Regions from separate parts of the Homo sapiens genome. Here region 2 is linked to region 1. The links are chromatin loops, found by intact Hi-C in ENCODE. Cell type or tissue: PC-3. All regions are shown on one strand. Links, peaks and the distances in the headings refer to the core of each region. The heading gives the core; the rest is flanking DNA.

Region 1 (4,411 bases), core at 232-4,231:
TTGAATCAATAGATAAAGGAATAATGCAATAATACATGAGCTATGATTTTCAAATGCAGAGTGTTATTTAAGTAAAGAAGCAGGCTAAGGAATGTGGAGCCATTGCATCAATTGTTCTGAAATACAGCTACCTTTAGCTCAGAGTGTCTCTTTTACAAGAGTGTCTGACCATGAGGTGGGTCCTAGTCTGCTCTACAAATAGTATCCTTTATTATACGTGCCTTAATGTGAAGAGATTGGAATGCATAACTGAATTTGGAGAATTTCAAGCATATGATTACATCATTAAATTTGAAGAATTTTGTATGTTAACTTTAACTAAAGGTCTGAGTTTGAAGGACTTATTAAATATCATTTTCCAGTAAGTACTGAGTGTGTGTATGATCTTACACATGAATCTCACGAAACAAAGTCTGTACCCAGCCTGTCTATTTCAAGGGGATGTCATTCTCTGCCTTGACAGGAAGTCTCTATATCTGAAGGGGTTATGTCTAATGGAATTGCCAGCACACAGGTAAAATTGTGTTACTATAGGTAAGTGTTGCCTTGGCTGTATGCAAGTTACCAATATTGATGGTATTTAGTGGAACATGATGGCTTTTCCAACTATATAAACCTGTGTCGTTATTTTTGCATGGAACTGTTGTCTTGCAAAGTCGTGAAGTAAGGAAGAATATAGCAGATGTTTTATATTTTGCATATAACCACAAGTCTGGTAACACTATGGGCATAAAATTAAGAAACAAATGTTCTAATCACTTTTTTAAAATTTTGCTCTTAGATTATTTCTCTAACCTAACTGAAACTTAGTAGACTCATCCAGAAGATTAAAGTTGGTCTGAGGATTCTTTCTTTCATTTTTAAAATGCTCTCCTTATGTATAGAAATAGCAGACTGTCCAGCACTCTACTGAACTCTAATAAACAAAACTTATATTACCTATGAGAAAGCTGGAACTTTCCAGAATATATGATGAAGTAGCCATTTCTTTTAAGTGATAGTTATTTTCTGATGAAAACCAGAATACTAGTTTATTGAAATAACTTCAGAAACACAACAAACTACTTTAATTAGGAAATAATCTGTCTCAATGTGTCCCATTTGAACTATTATTCTCTATTTAATTTCATCTGGGTCTTATCTATCCAGATTTCCTGTAGCTGATTATAAGTGTATGCCTACAGCTGGTTGTTCTCATATCAGCACTTTATATTTAAAACAACCAAACAAAGCAGAGAGTCCAGGCAAGAGCCCAGATTCTTCTACCCTTCCTACATGAGCTGCAAACATGTATTCAACAATAAGACTGTGGCCGGATACATTTAGTTTCATCGGAATACAGATTTAAAGCTTTTGATAAGTAATACGGTCAGGCACAACAGAAGTCTCCATTTCTCCGTATCCTTCCCATTCCTTTCATTACCCGATGTGCTTCACTCGTCTTTATTATGTGTCTGGTTTCTGAAGTTATTTAATATTGGGAACTCTGATTTGGCAATTGCATGTGTTTTTTTACTGTTGAATTAGTTTTACTCTATTTATTGTGTAGATTTTAATGATCTTGGCAGCAACTTTCTGACACTTGATAGGTAATAAAATTCTGAAACTTAATATAGGAAACCCTACCACTACCTGCTCATAGTGTTGCATAACAAAGTGAGGGGTGTGGTGCCACTAAACACATGCAGAGTTCTATATTTTAAAAATAACCTGCTAGCAGAGAGAAAATATGAAACCATTTTCTGCCTTCTACATATAAAAATTTTAAAATATAAAACCTAAAATCTTCTATAGCCTGGCTGGGATTTCCAACTATGAATAGCAATCACCACACAAAGCATTGATGTAATAAAGGAAAAATAACCACCCTTATTTGGTAAAACTTTAAATGTTAACAGTGCGATTTACAATTCATTTACTTCCATCTTCTTATCACAGTCAAGCATATGAGGACAGAAAAACCTAAAACAGATGGGTAGTTCAATGAATTTCTTAATCTTTTCTAGCTCTTTATCCTCAAAGGAATTTTAAATTCACTATTGTAATGCATATGTCTTGAATCAGGAAAACTGGTAGGGAAACATAGGCAAGTTATTTTCTTTAATTGAAGAGATAATCTGTGTATTTTCATATTTCCAGCGTATCTTTAAAAAACACAGCATTAACATTTAGAGCACTTAGAAAGTAATACAATAATCTGGATTTTCTCGAGTTAGTGGCCTTTCCTCCCAAGGTATTTACAGGGGATTGCCATCTACCAAGTGTGGCTGAATCCCCGGGCAGTCAGACTTCCGAATGCTCGAACGAATAGCTCAAGAGAGCCACCTACTGCTTATATGGATATCCAGTATGGAGAAAAAAAATGTGTCTTCAGTATCAAATTACATCAATGTAATGTTTTTGTCAAATGAAAACAAAAATACTGCTGTGGCTGTGTTAAGAAACAATAGTCAATATATCACATTTTTTTTCATTCATTTATCTATTGATGGACCCTAGGTTGCTTCCAAATCATAGCTATTGTGAATAGTGCTGCAATAAACATGGAATAAAAAAGGAACACTAAATTAGGCTTTAAACTCTTTGAGCTATCCTTGCCACTTCGTACTTTTTGAGGGACTTACCAAAAGCACAGATTACCAAGTAAAAAATGTATGAAATGGTCTCAAGTTCCAGATTTATGTGTTAGACTCTTTATCTCCTTTTCATACTATCATAGAGCATTTTCTGTTGCTCTCATTCTAAGAAGAAAATACAAGACTGAAGGTAGAAGTGTGTATCCCAGAACAAAATGTTTAAAAGACTGGCCAGTTAGCCAGACATGTTGCTGGGATTGCTCCTGTAATCCCAGCACTTTGGGGAGCTGAGTTGGGAGGATAGCTTGAGCCCAAGAGGTAGAGGCTACAGGGATTGGCCGGCATATTGGCAGTGACAGGATAAACTTGGAATAAAGACCAGTGCTGGGATTATTAATTTTATCCCTGCTACTAATAGCTCCTATTTATAGAGTTCTAGATTACAAAACCATGATCAGATGTAATTTTAATAACTACTTCCTTTTTTGTACTTGAAGAATTTGATGCCCACAAAGAAGGTGAAATAATGTATTCAAGGTCATACTATTATCTAGGTCCAGAACATGCTGGAACACAGGGATCCCCGAAGTTTTTATCTAACACGACATCACTATGCCCGCCAGATTCTTCTCAATTACATATCCATTCAGCAGATTTGACCTGTAGCATTACAGGTGAAGTAAGGTTGAGAAATTGATTCAAGTGAGTAATATGTAGCCCTGCACAAAGGGAGTTCCAAGTACCATGGGGTGAAAAACACCCAGATGTGAGTCACACAAAGCAGAATTCAAAGTCCAGATTTCTTTCCTTAACTGACTCAGTCACTTGCTATGATATTTTCATCAAGGGACTTAAATTCTGTGAACATGAGTTTCCCAAAAAGTAAAATTAAAAAAAAATCTATCCTACAGAATTATTTTAAGGATAATACAAATACAGGTTAAATGCTTTGCTCAAGTGGATAGTACATGTGAATTTGGGCTCATATTATTAGTAAATAGATTACCATAACATCAGGTAAAAGAAATGAGAAGCACTAAAAAATGTACTCAATGCTACAGATACTTGATATACAAATATGAATATTATAGAAGTATTTATACTGTGTATGTTCCCCTGCTTAAAAATATAGACTTTCAGACTCAGAAGACATTAAAATTAAATCTAGACACCTTTTGCTGCCATCTCACCATTACTACTCTGAGGCTTAAGTTCTTTTACTCATGACTTACATTTTTTAGAGCCCTAATAATACTTTTCAATAATAACTTCATTTATTTATCCCACAGATGAAGCAATGAGCAAATTGTGAAATAAATCATCTTTACCTGCAGGGAGTACATTCCAAGTTACTACACAACTTCCACTCTATCAATTAATATACATCACCTCCATTTGCTTGAACACCTTGAAAAATAACACCATGAATACAAGGATCTATCTTGTGTGCACTGGAAATGCTAATAACATCAATGTTTTCACTCTTATATGCATCCAATATAATTATCCAATACAATATTTATAACTTCAAATTTTCCATTTTGAGGAAGCATGTATGAGATTAAGATTTTTCTACATCAATTTCTCTTCAAGAACAAACTAATATAGAGAAAAATATATAACAATACATGGGAAACTTTTTGTTCCAGTGTCTTTGAGATTTTATTTTGTTTTGTAAATCATCCACTCATAGTTTGTGGAAGATTTAACACTTGATGTAGTGATGTTCTTTATCTCTTGATTGATTTTCTTGCTTTAATATGTTTCTAGCAATATTTTAATAACTATAGAATCACCTTCTTTTAAAGTTTTATTTCTTGTTGAAAATTATTCCT
Region 2 (4,411 bases), core at 170-4,169, 450 kb before region 1:
CTTGTGAATATTCTAGGTTTTATGGCAAAGGGGAATTAAGGTTACAGATAAAATTGAGGTTGCAAATCAGCTGAACTTGCATAAAGAGATTATCCTGGACTCTCCAGGTGGGCCTGATGTAATCACAAAGTTCCTTTAAAATAGAAGGAGGAAGAGGCAGGAGCTCACGGTGATGGTGAGAAGAGCTCAATTCAGCATTGCTGGCCTGTAAGATGGAAGAAGGCTGGGAGCCAATAAATTCGGGCAATCTTTAGAATATTAAAAAAACAGGAAAAGGGAATTATGTGTAGAACCCACAGAAGGAATGCAGACCTGTAAACATCTTCATTTTATCTCATTGAGACCCACGTGAGACTTCGATTTATGGAACAGTGAGATAATACATTTGTATTATTTAAGCCACTAAGTTTGTGGTGGTTTGTTACATCAGCAATAGGAAACTAATACAACCTGTTACTCACATCCATCACACTCTGTTTTTCTTCCTTACAGTCTTTTGTGTACTGTCAGTTTTATATTCAATGACACTCTGCCTCACGAGATTGTTTCCAGGTGATAACCATCTTGCTTTTCTCTATTGCTTTTTCTCAAAAAAGGAGGATTCAGAAAATATTCATGGAACAAGTGAAAGGATAATTTGGTTCAGAGTTTATTTTCATCACTTTATTGTATCACATGAATTTCTGCCCCCTGTATCTCGCTGACCTATGGAAAAAATACAGAGCTGGTGTCCTACCTTTTTTTCACAACTATTTTGAAATCAAATGAAATGAAGCATGAGGAATAACTTTAAAAACCTCAAAGCATAATATAAGTTTCCGTTATTTGCAGTATATAGCAAAGATAAGAATTAAATTAATATGTTTAATGAGCAGACACCAAATTTACACTTGCATTTAATTATACAAAATCAGTTAGTGCTTAGAAGTTTTAGGTAGCAAAAATTAACGCCAGGCATAATGAACCCACTTCTCTTTTGAAAACAGACTTCTAGACTGGGGTGGCAGTGTGGGACAAGAAAAGGACATAGCAGTATTAAAAAAAACATACTGGTAAAAGGGACGTGTCTAGGGAGCTAACACTATAAAAACTGTAGAAAACCCTAGACTTAGTGACAGGACACTTTTCTGTCTCAACACCCTCTAATTCCTTGCACGCCATGGGATATGTTAGTTGTTAAAAATGTTTTAAAAATAATGTTCAGACTCATAACGAATATCTTTATGCTTTTAAACATTATTTCTTTATGAAAAAACCTTAATGCTAGAATATTTTTCACTTATTAAAAAAAAATTCCGAGGCCACTGCCTTCATTTTATCTTGATGTGCTTTCTATTTCTTTCTCTTGCTTTATGATGATTAAAAAATGTATTTGCATGTTTGTTTTGTGTTTATCTCAATTTCTTTATCTTTGAATTCCATAGGTAGGGGACAATTTTTCACAAGCAATTTGTACTAAGTATGAACTAGGGCTGAGTTGGTGGCACTACAGATCTACCTCCCACTCACACTATTTTCAAATTCCAGAATACCCTTATTGTTTCATTCTTTTCCTCCATGTAAAACTTGCCCTTCCTTCCTGGGTCTCCCACTCCCTTTCCTTTCCTGTTCCTCAGAATACCAGGTCCATTCAATCTAATTCTTTGAGCACCTCAGGTGACCATTATCATTAGCACTTCAAGATCCAGCTTGATCTCTGTGCTCCCTGCTAGGTGATTTAGTGTCTAGAGTGAAGGGGTGTTCCAGCTTTTGAGGGAACGATGTCAAAGACCACCATATCAGGAAAAATAACCTGTGTTCAAAATTATCCCGGAAAATCCTTCAGGGAGATACCTGGGTAGAGAAGAACTACCACATCTCTAATGTAGTCACTAGAACAGGATAGTTGAACAGGACACAAATAATTATGCATGTAGCATACATTTGATGGTCTTGGAACACGTGAAAATATTTGTTTAAACAATAAAATGACAACCCATATGTCAAGATGATCACACCACAAGAGGAATGCAGCGAGCTGACAGTTGAAATTACATAATTTAAATGAGTATCTGATTCCAAAACAGTGTATGAGAACAAAGTGATTTCTTTAAAATAATTTATAATAAACACTAAGGTTTGAACGTCTAATGGTCCAAAATATTCAAAAGTTTATTTTATTTATTTCTTTTTAATTTTTAAGAAAGCAATTTGTTTACCTGAATGAGAAGACGGACTCAGCAGGTATTTTTGAGCCTGGGGCAATACAGAAACCTCTGGCAACTCTGAATCACTGAGGTTCCCCACATGCTCAGGAATTTATAAACACAAATGCACTAAGTGGTGGGTCAGAATAAACACAAATAGATTCAGCTTACATTTCTCCTGCTCTACTGCCCATATTACAGAAGGTGGCTGGTTCCCCAATTGTTTATCAAGTGCAGATTGGTAGGAATCTGATAGCGGGATAACACAAGCTGTGAAACTTTTCGTTAGGCAGCTACTTGAGTTTCCCCAAGTTTCAAACACACACACAGAGTATCCTTAACCACTGTCCCACAGGGCATGAAAGCCTTTGAGGAGAACCACAGAGCACCTAGTAATTTCATCTCTTTAGAGTTCTAGATGGGCCAAAAGTGCAGAGACCCTACAGCTGTGGCCACCTTCCCTGACATTTGCCAAAGCCACCACCTGGGGTAGCCTCGAAGCAGCTGCTATTTTTGCCTTCTCTTAAGTCACATTACAACTGATATGGTAATTTGGGGAAAAACTGAGATTCAGTAACTGTTTAATTAGACGGAATATTCCTAGTTTAATTCTATATTATAAATATTCTTTTCTGAACACTTCTTTTTTATATTTTTGTGTGAAGTTTTACTTCATTACCTTTATGGAGTAAAGATTTACCCTCTCACCTCACCCCCCGACCACATACACACGAAATGTTCATCAGGATGGGGTTTAAGCTGTCTTTCCGGAATCAGAAACAGCTGGAACTGTAGATGGTGTCATACTAGTTCTGAGGCTTCAGTTTCCACGGACAAGATACTTGGACAGGAAAAGGGAATCTCCAGGAAGGATTAAATTGAGACATTAAGAAACATATAGGAAAGATGAGATGTATTTTATTCTGTAACCTACTCATACAACCTTTCTCGTGAATAAGGCCTATTAAGCTGACTGAATTTTGGAAAGGCCCCATTCACACTTTTTTTTTTTATGACTTCTTTTCACAAAGAATAAATACCACAGAGAAACCAAGAGAATGCTGGCTTGGTTATTACCTTTAAAGGTCATTCTGAGTAGAGTACCATATTACTCAATGTTAATGTGACATTTCACCTTAATGCTCCAGGGAAATGTCAACCACAAACAATTAGGGTCAGGTTATACAGGGACTCTCTATTTTGTCTTTGCCACTTTTCTAACTATTCTACAATAAAAATATATTAAAGAATAAAAGTTTCAGGGACCAAAAAATGAAAAGTCATTCTCTCTCTACTTTTGGTAGGAGAATCTGGTGGTGGTGATGATAGCATAGGGAAGGTAGCAATGCTTACTTAAAATAATTGTTATCTTCAGGAACTTAATGCCAGATGGCAATGGGAATTAAAAGGAGATACTATAAAATTTCCATCCAAGTGAAGTTTTCTTTTTAAGATTTAAATTTTTCCAAATGCTATCCCTCCCCACTCCCCCCACCCCACAACAGGCCCCAGTGTGTGATGTTCCCCTTCCTGTGTCTTTGTGTTCTCATTGTTCAATTCCCACCTATGAGTGAGAACATGCGGTTTTTGGTTTTTCGTCCTTGCGATAGTTTGCTGAGAATGATGGTTTCCAGCTTCATCCATGTCTCTACAAAGGACATGAACTCATCTTTTTTTATGGCTGCATAGTACCCTAAAACTTAAAGTATAATTAAAAAATAGACTAGATGGAATATGGTGCCTGTTGAGTTTTAGAGACAAAAGGTAACACAGATAAATAAAAGGGAGCTTAATGCAAAAAAAAAATTAAATTTTTAAAAAAATGTTGGAGGCTTTCAAAATTAGTCTTTCTCTATGTCAGTATGATTATCTATCTATTTACCCTTCTTTCATTGTAGATACCTGTGGACAAAACTGGAAAATGAATGGGATTAGGATTTATTCTACTAGCTTCCTTTTCTTTCCTCTGGATAAGCCCCTTCATGGCATAGAGTTTCCTACACTTTCCAGGAAAATTTATCTGGCTGCTCATTTCTACTAAAATAGGGAATATATTTGATAAGATTTCTACATTCAAAGCTTTGCCATTTCCAGTAGGATTTATAGTCTGCTGTTATTATTCATGCAGTGCATTAAAAATGCATGCCCTTCTAAGTGCTCATACATTCATTTTTATAGATGTCACTGGGCTTCAGTAGTGTCTCATTAATGGTTTTGCAAATAAT

What was found. A loop is a pair of places that touch in the nucleus more often than their neighbours do. Peaks named below come from ENCODE experiments on the same cell type or tissue, not always from the same donor. Only the 100,000 strongest peaks of a DNase experiment are listed, where the experiment ranks them.
Region 2: it touches region 1 in a loop (3-fold over the local background); 3 of 110 quality-filtered maps call a loop at or near these places.

The regions. Positions count from the first base shown.
Region 1 is chr6:48,763,234-48,767,644 of GRCh38, forward strand. No RefSeq gene overlaps it. Among named protein-coding and RNA genes, the nearest start is that of PTCHD4, 650 kb to the left of the region's middle. RefSeq lists an enhancer at 1,800-2,397. In PC-3, for the core only: CTCF peaks have their summits at 2,329 (motif pointing left) and 2,529; DNase peaks (open chromatin) are centred at 2,298 and 3,328; H3K27ac peaks cover 2,874 bases.
Region 2 is chr6:48,312,866-48,317,276 of GRCh38, forward strand. No RefSeq gene overlaps it. Among named protein-coding and RNA genes, the nearest start is that of PTCHD4, 200 kb to the left of the region's middle. In PC-3, for the core only: no CTCF peak of the experiment used is centred there; no DNase peak of the experiment used is centred there.